Regions from separate parts of the Mus musculus genome. Here region 2 is linked to region 1. The links are chromatin loops, found by intact Hi-C in ENCODE. Cell type or tissue: left cerebral cortex. All regions are shown on one strand. Each heading gives the region's core, and the rest is flanking DNA. Links, peaks and the distances in the headings are about the cores only.

Region 1 (8,318 bases), core at 1,283-6,282:
CATCTCTGGGCTGGTAGTCTTGGTTCTATAAGAAAGCAGGCTGAGCAAGCCAGGTGAGGCAAGCCAGTAAAGAACATCCCTCCATGGCCTCTGCATCAGCTCCTGCTTTCTGACCTGCTTGAGTTCCAGTCCTGCATCCTTTGGTGACCAACAGCAGTATGGAAATGTAAGCCGAATAAACCCTTTCCTCCCCAACTTGCTTCTTGGTCATGATGTTTGTGCAGGAATAGAAACCCTGACTAAGACACCACCCATTCTCACTTTTTGGCCCTGGCATTCCCCTGTACTGGGGCATATAAAGTTTGCATGTCCAATGGGCCTCTCTTTCCAGTGATGGCCAACTAGGCCATCTTTTGATACATATGCAGCTAGAGACAAGAGCTCCGGGGTACTGGTTAGTTCATAATGTTGTTGCACCTACAGGGTTGCAGATCTCTTTAGCTCCTTGGATACTTTCTTTAGCTCCTCCATTGGGGGCCCTGTGATCCATCCAATAGCTGACTCTGAGCATCCACTTACGTGTTTGCTAGGCCCCGGCCTAGTCTCACAAGAGACAGCTATATCAGGGTCCTTTCAGCAAACGCTTGCTAGTGTATGTAATGGTGTCATCGTTTGGAGGCTAATTATGGGATGGATCCCTGGATATGGCAGTCTCTAGATGGTCCATCCTTTTGTCTCAGCTCCAAACTTTGTCTCTATAACTCCTTCCATGGGTGATTGCTTCCAATTCTAAGAAGGGGCAAAGTGTCCACACTTTGGTCTTCGTTCTTCTTCAGTTTCATGTGTTTTGCAAATTGTATCTTATATCTTGGGTATACTAAGTTTCTGGGCGAATATCCACTTATCAGTGAGTACATATCATTTGAGTTCTTTTGTGATTGTGTTACCTCACTCAGGATAATGCCTGTTAGGTTCTTTATATATGTTGGATATTAGCCCTCAATTGGATGTGTAGTTGGGGGAGAAAATATTCTTTTCCCATTCTGTAGGGTAATGCTTTGTCCAAATAGCAGTGTCCTTTGCTTTGCAGAAACTTCATTTTCATGAGGCCCCATTTATTAATTGTTGGTCTTAGTGCCTGTACTAAAAGTGTTCTGTTTGGGAAGTCTTTTCCTGTTCCAATGAGTTCAAGGCTATTCCCACTTTTCCTTCTATCAGATTCAGTATGTCTGGTATATTTTGAGGTCTTTGATCCATTTGGAGTTGAGTTTTGTGTCAGGTCATAAGTATGGATCTATTTGCATTCTTTACATGCAGATATCCAGTTTGACAGCACCATTTGTTGAAGATACTGTCTTTTTTTTCCAGTGTATATTTCTGGCTTCTTTATAAAAAAAAAAAAATCAGGTCTCCATAGGTGAGTAGATTAATGTCCAGGTTTTCAATTTTATCCCAATAATCAAATGTGTTTTTCTGTGTGTATACTAATACCATGCTGTTTTTATTGTTATAACTCTGAAGTACACTTTGAGTTCAGGGATGTTAATACCTCTAGAAGTTCTTTTATTATTCAGGATTGTTTTAGCTTTCCTGGGTTTTCTGTGTTTCCATATGAAGCTGAAAATTGTTCTTTCAAGGTCTGTGAAGACTTGTGTTAGAACTTTAATGGAGGTTGCATTGAATCTGTAAATTGCCTTTGGTAGAATGGCCATTTTTACTATGTTAATTCTACCAGTCCGTGAGCATGAGAGATCTTTCTTTTGATAACTTCTTCACTTTCTTTCTTCAATGTCTTAAGGTTTTTATCATAAACATGTTTATGTGTTCAGTTATTTTATAATGTTTTGAAGATGTTGTGAAGGATATTGTTTCCTGGGTTTTTTCTCAGTCTATTAATTTTATATAGAAGGGCTACCAATTTTTTTGAGTTAATCTTGTATCCATCTACTTTGCTGAAGGTGTTTCTCAGCTGTAAGAGTTTCTTGTTTAATTTCTTGGTACACCTACATATATTATCATATCATCTGAAGATAAAGATACCTTGCTTTGCTTTCTTCCTTTCCATTGTGTATCCCTTTGATCTCCTTCAGGCCTTTTATTGCTCGGACTACTTAAGATACTATATTGAATAGGTATAGAGAGAATAGACAACCTTACCTTGTTCCTCAATTGCTTTCAGTTTCTCTCCATTTAGGTTGATGTTGGGTGTGGACTTGATATAAACTGTCTTTAATGTGTTGAGGTATGTCTCTGTATCCATAATCTCTCCAGGACTTTTATCATGAAGGGGGATTTTTGTCAAAGGCCTTTTCTGCATCAAATGAGATTGTCATGTATTTCTTGTCTTTTAGCTTGCTTATGTGGTAGATTACATTGATCAATTTCTATGATAAATGTTATATTATAGTTATGTTTAACCATTCCTGCATCTCTGGAATGAAGCATACTTGAACTTGATCATGGCAGATAATATTTTTGATAAGTTCTTGGATTTGGGTTATAAGTACTTTATTGAGAATTTTCGCATCTATGTTCATAAGGGAAAGTGGCTATAATTCACTTTTTTGGTAGGATCTTTATGTTGTTTAGGTATCATAGTAACTGTGGTCTCACAAAAGAAATTAGACAATGCACCTTTTGTTTCTAGTTTGTGGAATAATTTGAGGAGTATTTTTGTTAACTCTTCGTTGAAAGTCTAATAGAATTCTGCACTAAAACCATCTATCTCTGGGTATTTTTTAGGTAAGGGAGAGAGACTTTTAATGACTTTTTCTGTTTCTTTAGGAGTTATAGGTCTGTTTAAGTTACTTATCTGATATTGATTTAACTTGATTCACAGTATGTATTAAGAAAATTACCCGTTTCTATTAGATTTTCCAGTTTGGTTGAGTATAGTTTTTAAAGTTTGTCCTTATGGTTTTCTGGACTGCCTTGGTGTCTGTGTTGTGTCCCCCTTTCCTATCTAATTGGGTAAATTTTGCATCCTCTCACTCTCTTTCTCTTTTCTGTATTTTCGTTAATTTGGCTAAAGGCTTGTCAATCTTAATTGATTTTTCTCAAAGAATTAACTTTTTGTTTCAATGATTTTTGTATTGCTTTTTATTGTTTTATGTTTCTATTTTATTGATTTCAGCACTGATAATGAAATCCCTCAATTTCTGATTCAGTAACGAATTATTCCATCACCACAAATTTGTAAACTTCTTATTGCTTATGTTGTTGATATCCAGCTGTGATGGTTTGTATATGCTTGGGCCAGAGAGTGGCACTCTTAGGACATTTGGCCGTGTTAGAGTAAGTGTGTCACTGTGGGCTAGGGTTTAATACCCTAGTCCTAGCTGCCTGGAAGTGAGTAGTCTGCTAGCAGCCTTCAGATAAAGATGTAGAACTCTCAGCTCCTCCTGCACCATGTCTGCCTGGATGTTGTCATGCGCCCATCTTGTGACAATGGACCAAACCTCTGAACCTGTAAGCCAGCCCCAATTAAATGTTTTCCTTTATAAGACTTGCTTTGGTCATGGTGTCTGTTCACAGTAGTAAAACCCTAACTAATACACCAGCTTTAATCCATGGTGGTCAGATAGGATGAAAGGTATTATTTCAGTTTTCTTGAACCTATTGAGGCTTGCTTTGTGTTCCAATACATGGTCAATTTCAGAGAAAGTTCTATGAGCTGCTGAGAAGAAGACATATTCTTTTGTGTTTGGATAAAATGTTCTGTAAATATCTGTTAGAGCCATTTGGTTTATGGCCTCAGCTTGTATTTCTGTTTAGTTTTTATGTGAATGACCTGTCTATCTGACAAGAGTGGGGACGCTGTGCAAAGAGAATGTGAAGGAGCCAGCTGTGACAGTACAAACACAACCACTTTGAACTGAGGCGCTTTGACCCGCTTGGTTACCTGGCTAAGTCCTGGGAAGCAAACTGGGGTATGAGTTAAAGTTGAGTCTTGCTTGCTGTCTCAGTCCTCAGGGTCCCTCATTAAAACCTCAAAAGAGGCCTGTTCACACTGAATCCTTCCCACAAACTAGGAAGTCAACAGACAGCTTTTCTCTGAGGCTCACTTACGTTATCATAAATGACCAGCAGAGGGTGCTCATATTTCCTCCCCTCCAAATGAGCGAACCAAAGAAATATCAAAAAATTTCATTGCAAATTGTGAAACCCATGGAAGCATACCTTCTGTCAATGTAACAGAGTACAGTGGAGCCTCCTTGGTTCTCACAGCGCAAAGAAACTCAGCCAGAAGGCAAATGAAGGAAGCCTTATGTCTATCACAGGTATGAAGAATACCACAGCTATTCCAAAAGTAAAGTATGGAATCTGGAGAAGCTATTTCTCTTCATAAAGGAAAACACTTGGGGCAGGGGGCACATTCCTGAGCAAGCTGTTTCAAGTACACATTGCAGAGCATGTGCAGTTGAAGTTTCTAACTCAAGGACAATGGCAAATGCATTCTGGCCATGGTTAGCTCAAGGCCATGCAGCACACATCTGAAAGGTTACTGTGACAGAAACACTTCTGAGTATGCGCAGTTTATTTTTCTCAAGAATTTTTAGCTGAAACAAAGGAAGAGGACACTTCAAAGGAATGTTCATGTAGAAGGCTGCCAGTGGAGGTGCCTGCCTTGTTAACCAGTTAATACTAGAATTTACAAGTTTGTTATATTACTTTATGCATGATGATAGGCTCTGGGGTGATTTTCAAGTGGTGATTGCTGTATTTTTATTGCATTTATTTACACGTGTGTACACCCAGGTGGACATAAGAGGACAATGCGGGAAGTCGGCTCTCGCCTTTCACTATGTGGGTCTGAGAGATGAAACTCAAGTCATCAAGTATGGTGACCGGCACCCTTAAGGACTGAGGTATGTCACCAGAGCCCTCTTTTTATTTATTAATTACTTTACCCCTTTCTTCTCAATTCCCTTCTAACACTGATTCAAGAAGGATCAATTCAAGAAAGAAATGGAACCAAGGGAAGAGTGAAAGGGAAGGAGGCATCAGTACTTTTCTAGGACCAAATGGGCAGATGCTTAGCTTTGGGACAGTGAACCTTTGGGCTCCACAGGGCTATAGCACCCTTGAGAATCTTGGTAAGTGGTTTCCTCTGGGTCACAGCGTCATGTTCCATGTTTTTGTCCAGTGAATGAGCCTGGGTAGCTTTATTAGCAAGCTCAGGCTGAGTTGTTGTCATAGATGCTTTTTGAAGACTTAAAGAAAACGTGAAGGTTGTGACGATTAGGTTCAATGATGCAGCCAATCCAGGTTCCACAGACTTCAGCACACCAGGCTTCTCCCTGTTCACTGAGTAACATGATCCCCTTCGAGAATGGGTTGAGCACTGGCATTGTTTTAGGTGTGTGTGCACACACACATCTCTGTGTGTGTCTGGGTATGTGTTTACATGTGAGCCTATGTGTGGGCTTGTGTATGGGTGGGCACATGTTTGTGTGTACGTGTGTATGTGTGTATATATGCATGCATGTATCTGTGTGAGTACATGTTTGTGTTGTGTGCAATGGCTTTATTGACAGAAATCACGTACAGACAGATAGTACAAATCAATAGTTTGGGTTCTATCAAAAGATGTGTGGATATCAACACAATTAAGTTTAGCATGTTTTCTTCACCTCAAATGAACCCCTCACTTCTGGATATACACCTAAAAAAAATTAGAAGCAGAGTTTTGAAAGGAGGTCTGTATCCTGTTACTCTTGGCAGGACCCTTAGAAATAACCAGGTGCTAGAGGGAACCGAAGTGTCCAACCAAAGATAAGTGGATAAACAAAATATTGGATATCACAACATAGATAAGCCTTAAGGATATTATAGGAGGTGAAACAAGTCAGACAAACGACCAAAACTATGAGATTGCACTTACATGAGGCAGCTATCCAGAGGCACCGTCACTCATGGAGACAGAAAGGAGAATGATAGTTATCAGAGTTGAGGAGAAAACACACAGAACGTTGCTGGTTACCAGATAGAGTTTTCAGTTTTGCAAGAAAGAAGGTTCTCGAGGTTTGTTGCACAATTGAGTGAATGACTTGATGCACTGAACTATGGTTAAGATGGTAAGTTTTGTAATATGTGTATTGCCCAAGAGAATAGAGGAAAGGTAAAAGGCTACCCTCCCTTTAATTGACACGTGCCCACCCTCCCACATACCCACCTTCATCTAAAGCGCTAACCTTCTTCTATCACTGTGGATTCACTTATTAGAGGTATTTCAGGTAAGAATCATATTCATTCTTGTCTCTCTTTTTTTCTAATATTTTCAAGGTTCACCCCACTGTATCCTCAGTACTTTTCTTTATCACTGAGAAGCATTGCACTGAATAACTAGAGCACATTTAACTCACCCATTCTTTCTTTGTTGGACATTTTTGTGGTTTCCTTGAACACAAGATTTTCCCACAGTAAGAGGGTACACTTTGCTTTCCCGTGGCGACTTCTCAGCATCTCCAACATAAGTAGGTCTAAGAAATGTCTGTGGGGAGAGGAGAATGAGAAGGTGGAGAACAAGGAGGAAAAAGTAACAAAGAGACAGCGAGGGATGAGAGAAGCATCTGCCAGAGAGGGAGCTGTGGGTGATACTTGTGCCCTGGCAATGGCCTGCCTGAGTCACCGCTCTGGTCTAAGCCCAGAAGAGCCAAGCCAGCCCTGCGGCTTACACACTCTCCTACGCTGGCTTGGCTCTGCCTAGCTGCCATCGAGTGGAACCACATGGGGACCGTGAAGCATCTGGCATGCGATTTTTCTCTGTGAGGCTGAATGTGGTAGATAATCACACATCCAGACAAGCAGCGGATTGTGCAGAGCAAGCCTCTTTATTCTTAAACTGTGCATTTTGCTCAATGTGAGCTATGAACAACATTTATGAGAGTCGGGGATTAAAAGTGACTATAAATGTCTATGCTATGCTTTCAGACGTTAACTGCCACCCTCTTGGGAGTCTGCCACTACTATCCACCTGTGACGTGGAAACAGGTCAGTGTTCTTGCCACACCCATGCTGTCAAATCTTGAACATACCTCAAAGAGTGTATTGTGTGTATTTGCCAGGAACCCCCTTTCATTGTGATATATGGGTCTCCATGGCCATTGCCTAAAGGAGACTTGGAATGGTGTTCTTGTTTTATTATTCAGTGCCCTGTAGAATGAGTCCTCACAGCACAGAAACTGGCAAGCTCCAGCCTGAGAGATGACCCATGCTAAGGGTACCTGTTCCCAAGCCTGACTACTTATGGTTGATCCCCAGAACTCATGTGGTAGAAAAAGAATCAACTCTGACCTCTGTGTGTACTGCCCCTCCTTACACACACACACACACATTCACATACACATACTTACACACACATATATACACTTACACACACATACTCACATACACACATACTCATGCACACACACATACACACTCACACATACTTACACACACATATATACACTTACACACACATACTCACATACACACATACTCATGCACACACACTCACATACACACACATACATATATACATACTTACACACATACATACACTTACACACACACTCACTTATACATACTCATACACACACACACACACATATCTTTTTTGTCTCAGACTCTACACAGCCTTTCTCTTATGTCATGTATATAATCCATACCAGCTTCCCCATCTCTCTCTGACTAAAAATGTTCTAAATGACCTCTTAATAAAAACAGTAACAACTTGGATATAGATATATTTTAGGTTCCTGTGGGAAATGAACCATTGAATTTTTCACAGACAATACTAAATATATGACCGTGTATATTCTAAAATTAGTTAAATTAAACATTCTTACTCCATAAGAACCGTACGGTGCAATTGGGAAGTTTAAACACAGCTCTTTTCTTTGTTCTCAATTCTTGGCAGCCCACCATGATATTTTAGACAGAGAAAAACAAAAAGTTAACCTAAAAAAGAACATTGACCTTGATGTGTCTGAAGAAATGTAGCTGGTAAATAAGAAACATATGCCTCCAAGGGAATAGTTTAGGACTAAAATTTTAAATCACTTTACTAGAAACACATAGGTAGAGGAGATAAGAAAATAAATGTGAAGGATGGCTCAGTCAGGCATGTCACGTGTTCTAGAACTTTTACACAGAAGAGGAATGTATGTGAGCAAAGTTTAAAAAAAAAAAAGGCACACCCCATGAAACTGCATCACTGAAGGTCCCGAATCAAATCACTGTGGGAAAGCCTCAGACCCAGGGTGATGTGATGATGGCTGTGCTGGTAGACCAGATGGCTTGCATGGGACACAGACTCAAGAGGAGGACAATTGAGAAGAAGCTACTCTGAGGGGAACTACCAGTCACAAATAACTCCAGGCCCAATAAGATAA
Region 2 (5,000 bases), core at 1-5,000, 160 kb after region 1:
GAGCAACGAGGACCTGCGGAACCTCATCAAGCAGATCAGAAACTTCCTGACTGGTCAGTGGTGGCTCGGTTTTACTTGGACTTTCAGACATTGGTTCCTGTGAGATTCTGTTTGAGAGGCCAGAATTCCTGTCTGAGTTGTAGGTAAAATAAGTTTCTGGCAAGAAATAAAGTAACGGAAGAAGTTCAGCTTCATTTCAAGCTGAACGTGTAAGTGCGTGCCTGCAACCCTAGAACTTGAAAGGTAGAAGCAGCGTCAGTGATAAAAAGACGAGAGGAGACCTAGCCTGCCTTAAGGAAAACAATATGTGTGTGCATGTACGTGTACAAAGGTGCCCAGAGATGCCAGCGGGATGTCAGATCCGCTGAAGCTGTCCAATTGAATGCTGAGCTCCAAACTCTGGCTCTCTGATAGGGCTTGAAGCTAAGCCCTCTCTTTATTTAGCTCTTCCTTTCTTGAAGTATATGCTGTGATTTACCTTCCAAATGTTCTGCACTGCTGTACCTGCTGGGGCTCCTAAGCAGCCTCTCTAGAAGTGAAAACATTTGCTCTGAAAACTGAATTAGAATTTCTGTCTTGAGGACCTTGAAGGTGGTCTTCCTTTGGCAGTGCCCCCAAGGCAGAACCTAGCAGTTGGCATTTTCTGTGGAGAAATCTCTAGAATCTGGTTCAAATTTTAAGTTTTGATTATAGTACATGTTCTATCAATATGGATATTACTGGTGTAAAACACAGAAAACTCCCAACTGAATTAGAATTAAGAATTTATATCACACTGGGCAGTGGTGGTGCACACCTTTAATCCTAGCACTTGGGAGGCAGAGGCAGGTGGATTTTTGAGTTCGAGGCCAGCCTGGTCTACAGAATGAGTTCCAGGACAGCCAGGGCTACACAGAGAAACCCTGTTTTGAAAAACAAACAAAAAATTTAAATCACATAACAAGTCCAAAAGTAGTGTAAGTTCATGGGACTTTGCCTCTCCCTCTTTTGCCATATTAAGCCTATCAACTTCATTCCTGAGACAGCCCCATCATAAGTTACAGTCTGACATGGTAACAGTGGCTGATGAGGAAGAAGACGACCCCTCCCTCCCTACTCTTTTGCTAGCCCCTTTTTAGGAGGATAGAACCCTTTAGGCATTCCCATGCATCTCGGGCCAGGAATGAGTCACGGTCCATACATAGATGGCACTGAAAGTGGAACGTGCCTATAGAAATGGGCAGACAACGATTTAGTGCTTATGATTTATCTTGTCTGACTTTCAGATAGATATTCTGTTGACAGAAAGTAGAAATGACTAATAAAAACTGTTTTCCAGTGACAACTGGAAACAAGATGCGGAAGCCGTGACGTAACCATATATTTTACCCCGTTTAAGTGCTCTGGGGTCCATATTTATGTTCTTAGTCAAAAAATGAAAACACCATGGAGAGATCTGAGCTCCAGAGGTTTGCTGATGATGTTGTCTTGGCTCTTATAGCATTTAGTCCCTTCCAGAGTTCTCATAACTGGTAAGGAATATTGATACCTTTTTCCTTTTTGAGATAGGGTTTCTATGCAGTCCTAGTTATTCTCATTCACTTTGTAGACCAGGCTAGCCTTGGTCTGGGACAGTGTATATCAACCTCACTAAGTGTAAAGGTTTTTCTTCCCTTGCCGCCCCAGCTGTAAATGCTGGGCTCTTGTCTTCCATAACCTGAAACCACAGCTATACACATACAATATGCTGTCTGCCCTCTCTCCAGCCTGAAATGTTCTTCAAAACCTGCTTGGTTCCCAAACTCTGCTGGCATCTACTTCTCCATGAGAGGGGCTTGTCTCTAGCAAGGGTATGTCTCTTGAAGTGGCAGGTGCTTGCCATGCAGCTGAGTGAACCAGCTCTGTGGTCTTTGCTTTTCACAGAGGATAGTGCTGATCTAGACAGTATTGAAGCAGTTGCTAATGAAGTACTGAAAATGGAAATGCCTAGCACGCCACAGCAGTTACAGAACCTAACAGAAGACATTCGGGAGCGAGTTGAAACCCTCTCTCAAGTAGAGGTTATTTTGCAGCAGAGTGCAGCTGACATTGCCAGAGCTGAGCTGTTGCTTGAGGAAGCTAAGAGAGCAAGGTATCTGAATATACACCTTGGCAATCCAGAGCTGAGGGGTGGGGTGAGATCTGCTGTAACGAGCACACTGTAAGAGACTTCTTTATCTAATAAAGGGTCTTTCAAGTGGATATGCTTTCAAAGGAAATGCTGGTTTTCCAGTGGAAAAAATGGTTTCATGTTAAAAGCAGTTGTTTGTTCTTCTGCTCAGCAAAAGTGCAACAGATGTTAAAGTCACTGCAGACATGGTGAAGGAAGCATTAGAAGAAGCAGAAAAGGCCCAGGTTGCAGCAGAGAAGGCGATTAAACAAGCTGATGAGGATATCCAAGGAACCCAAAACCTGCTAACATCGGTAAGGCACTCGAGCTGGGCTGTATAGGGGGACACACATCGATTCCCTGTAACACTGCAAATTATCCCTTTAAATAAGTCAGAACTGTTTCTCTTGGCACAGGTGTTTTTCCCTCCTTTAAAATGTGTCACAAATTAAGCACTGTTGCTTAAACAATTTTATTAATTTTAATTATGTACATTTTTTCCAAGTTAATGTTACACTTAAGAAACTGAGAATCTTTGGTTTGATTTACAAATGTTGTCCTGTGTCCCTACCAACATTAGCTTTGATAAACGTTTTGCTAGTCAGTCAGTTTTGTGGAACATACATATCCCTGAAGCTCAGTTTTAGGGGAAACTAAGACAGTGTTGTCCTCCCAAGGAGACCAACTACAGGCATTTACCAGTTGCCCAGCTATCTTTTTCCTCTGGGGTGCCTTGCTATTTCTAGTATCCTGAGTCTTCACATCTTCAAGCTAATGCCCCATCACTACCAGAATCTTAACACCGAGCTGACAGGACTATCTAAAAAGATGGCTGGAGTTGCCAGTTTCCTCGTCCACATAATTTGCAAATCCTCCTCACAGCTGGCTCACTTGTGAATGTTCTTAAGCTAAACACAGCTGCGATCAGCAGAAAGTATGATGTGTGACGCAGAGTAACTGAAGCTGGGTAACTTCATCTCACCCAGCGCTTCTCAACATTCCTAATGCTGCGGCCCTTTAATACAGTTCGTGTTGTGGTGACCCTGAACCATAGAATTATTTTGTTGCTACGTCATAACTGTAGTTTTGCTAGTTATGAAACTATCTGACATGCAGCGCACTGGTTTAGAACCCCTCCTAAGCTGTCCCAATGCTGTCCGTGCGTCTGAGCTCGTGCGGACGAGCGTAGCAGCCTCCCTGCCCCTGCCCCTGCCCCTGTACTAATGGATGATTAACATTATACCGTTAGATTGAATCTGAAACGGCAGCTTCTGAGGAAACCCTGACCAACGCCTCCCAGCGCATCAGCAAGCTTGAGAGGAACGTGGAAGAGCTTAAGCGTAAAGCTGCCCAGAACTCTGGGGAGGCAGAATATATCGAAAAAGTAGTATATTCTGTAAAACAGAATGCAGACGATGTTAAGAAGGTAAGTAGATCTTTGCAACTTCATAGCTAAGGTGGTAAAACGGTAATTAAGTTTTTTTCCTTACCTTCCTTGACATTAATAAGATACAAACAGCCCAATGACCTATTTTAAAACAGAAGTCTTTTGGATAAATGAGTAAAGAATGGAATATGGGATAAAACTGTAAACATAGGCCCTTAGATCTCTACATGGGTATGAGTTTAGAAGAATGAATTATATCTGGGGTGTGCTCTAAAAGTATACACTAGTTATTTCTGTACTGTAGGTTCAGAGAGGACTTTTTGACATGGCAGTTAGCCACCCATTTGAGAATAATTTAAAGACAGGATGGGAAAAGCTTAAGAGTCCCTTACACAGAGTAGCTAGTAGGAAATCAAATTGCTACCTTTTCTCTCTCCTTAGAAGGTGATGTATTTAGCAAATTTATGTTTCACATATATATTTCATTTCTAAATTTACTTCCAGAGACTGCTTGTTAAACTTGGAAGTGAAGTTAGGAATGTTAAATCTGGCATGTAACCTAATTCTGATTTCTTCCAATTGGAGAAGGAAAAAAAAAAAGTTGCCAGGCAGTGGTGGCCCACGCCTTTAATCCCAGCACTTGGGAGGCAGAAGCAGGCAGATTTCTGATTTCGAGGACAGCCAGGGCTACACAGACAGAAAGGAGAGGGGAGGGGTGGAGAGAAGGGAAGGAGGGAAGAAAGAAAAACAAAGAAAAAGGAAGGAAAGAAAGAAAAGAAGGAAAAGTAATACTTTATAGCTTCCCAGTATAACATAAAAATAATTTCAGTGCACCTGAATTGGGAAGACAGGCAAACCTAAGAGAAATTCTTGCCAGGTCAGACTACTCTTTCCTGATCTTGGTTCTGTACAGTCTGAAGGCACAAATCTCCCAGACATTTTCATGGCACTGAGAAAAATGACACTATTAAAAATATCAAAGCTCTATATGGGGGGGGGGGGGGGGGGAAGCGGTGACCAGGCTGGCCTCAGACTCAGATCTCCCTCCTGCTCCTTAAATCTGGAATGCTGGAATGCCCAGATTTAAGTGTGTACACAACTAGCATCACCTTGTTTTATGTGTAGGCTACAGTGCGGACTTATAATTCCTAATTTTTCTTGCATTGTAAATTTTAAAAACAACTTAATATGAAGCCCAAGTACTTTGATATTCCTCTTTGATAAGAAGCTTGCTTGTCCGGAAAAAAGAACTGTCTTTCATCTAGGGCTCTTGAATGTAATTACTGACATACCCGTTTCATCTTTCTGTCTTAAACTCTATCTGCAGACTCTAGATGGCGAACTTGATGAAAAGTATAAGAAGGTAGAAAGTTTAATTGCCCAAAAAACTGAAGAGTCAGCAGATGCCAGGAGGAAAGCTGAGCTGCTACAAAATGAAGCAAAAACACTCTTGGCTCAAGCTAACAGCAAGCTCCAGCTGTTGGA

Evidence for each region. Hi-C counts contacts between places; a loop is a spot of excess contacts. Peaks named below come from ENCODE experiments on the same cell type or tissue, not always from the same donor. Only the 100,000 strongest peaks of a DNase experiment are listed, where the experiment ranks them.
Region 2: it touches region 1 in a loop (2.8-fold over the local background); 2 of 42 quality-filtered maps call a loop at or near these places.

The regions. Positions count from the first base shown.
Region 1 is chr12:31,164,332-31,172,649 of GRCm38, forward strand. It overlaps 6030469F06Rik (RIKEN cDNA 6030469F06 gene), which reads left to right and starts at 4,531. Exons shown (of 4, transcript NR_102715.1): 1 at 4,531-4,558; 2 at 4,699-4,808; 3 at 6,874-6,933. In left cerebral cortex, for the core only: a CTCF peak has its summit at 4,020 (motif pointing right); a DNase peak (open chromatin) is centred at 4,041.
Region 2 is chr12:31,324,268-31,329,267 of GRCm38, forward strand. It overlaps Lamb1 (laminin B1), which reads left to right. Exons shown (of 33, transcript NM_008482.3): 28 at 1-53; 29 at 1,903-2,110; 30 at 2,301-2,442; 31 at 3,378-3,554; 32 at 4,843-5,000. Among named protein-coding and RNA genes, the nearest start is that of Dld, 25 kb to the right of the region's middle. In left cerebral cortex, for the core only: no CTCF peak of the experiment used is centred there; DNase peaks (open chromatin) are centred at 2,020 and 2,989.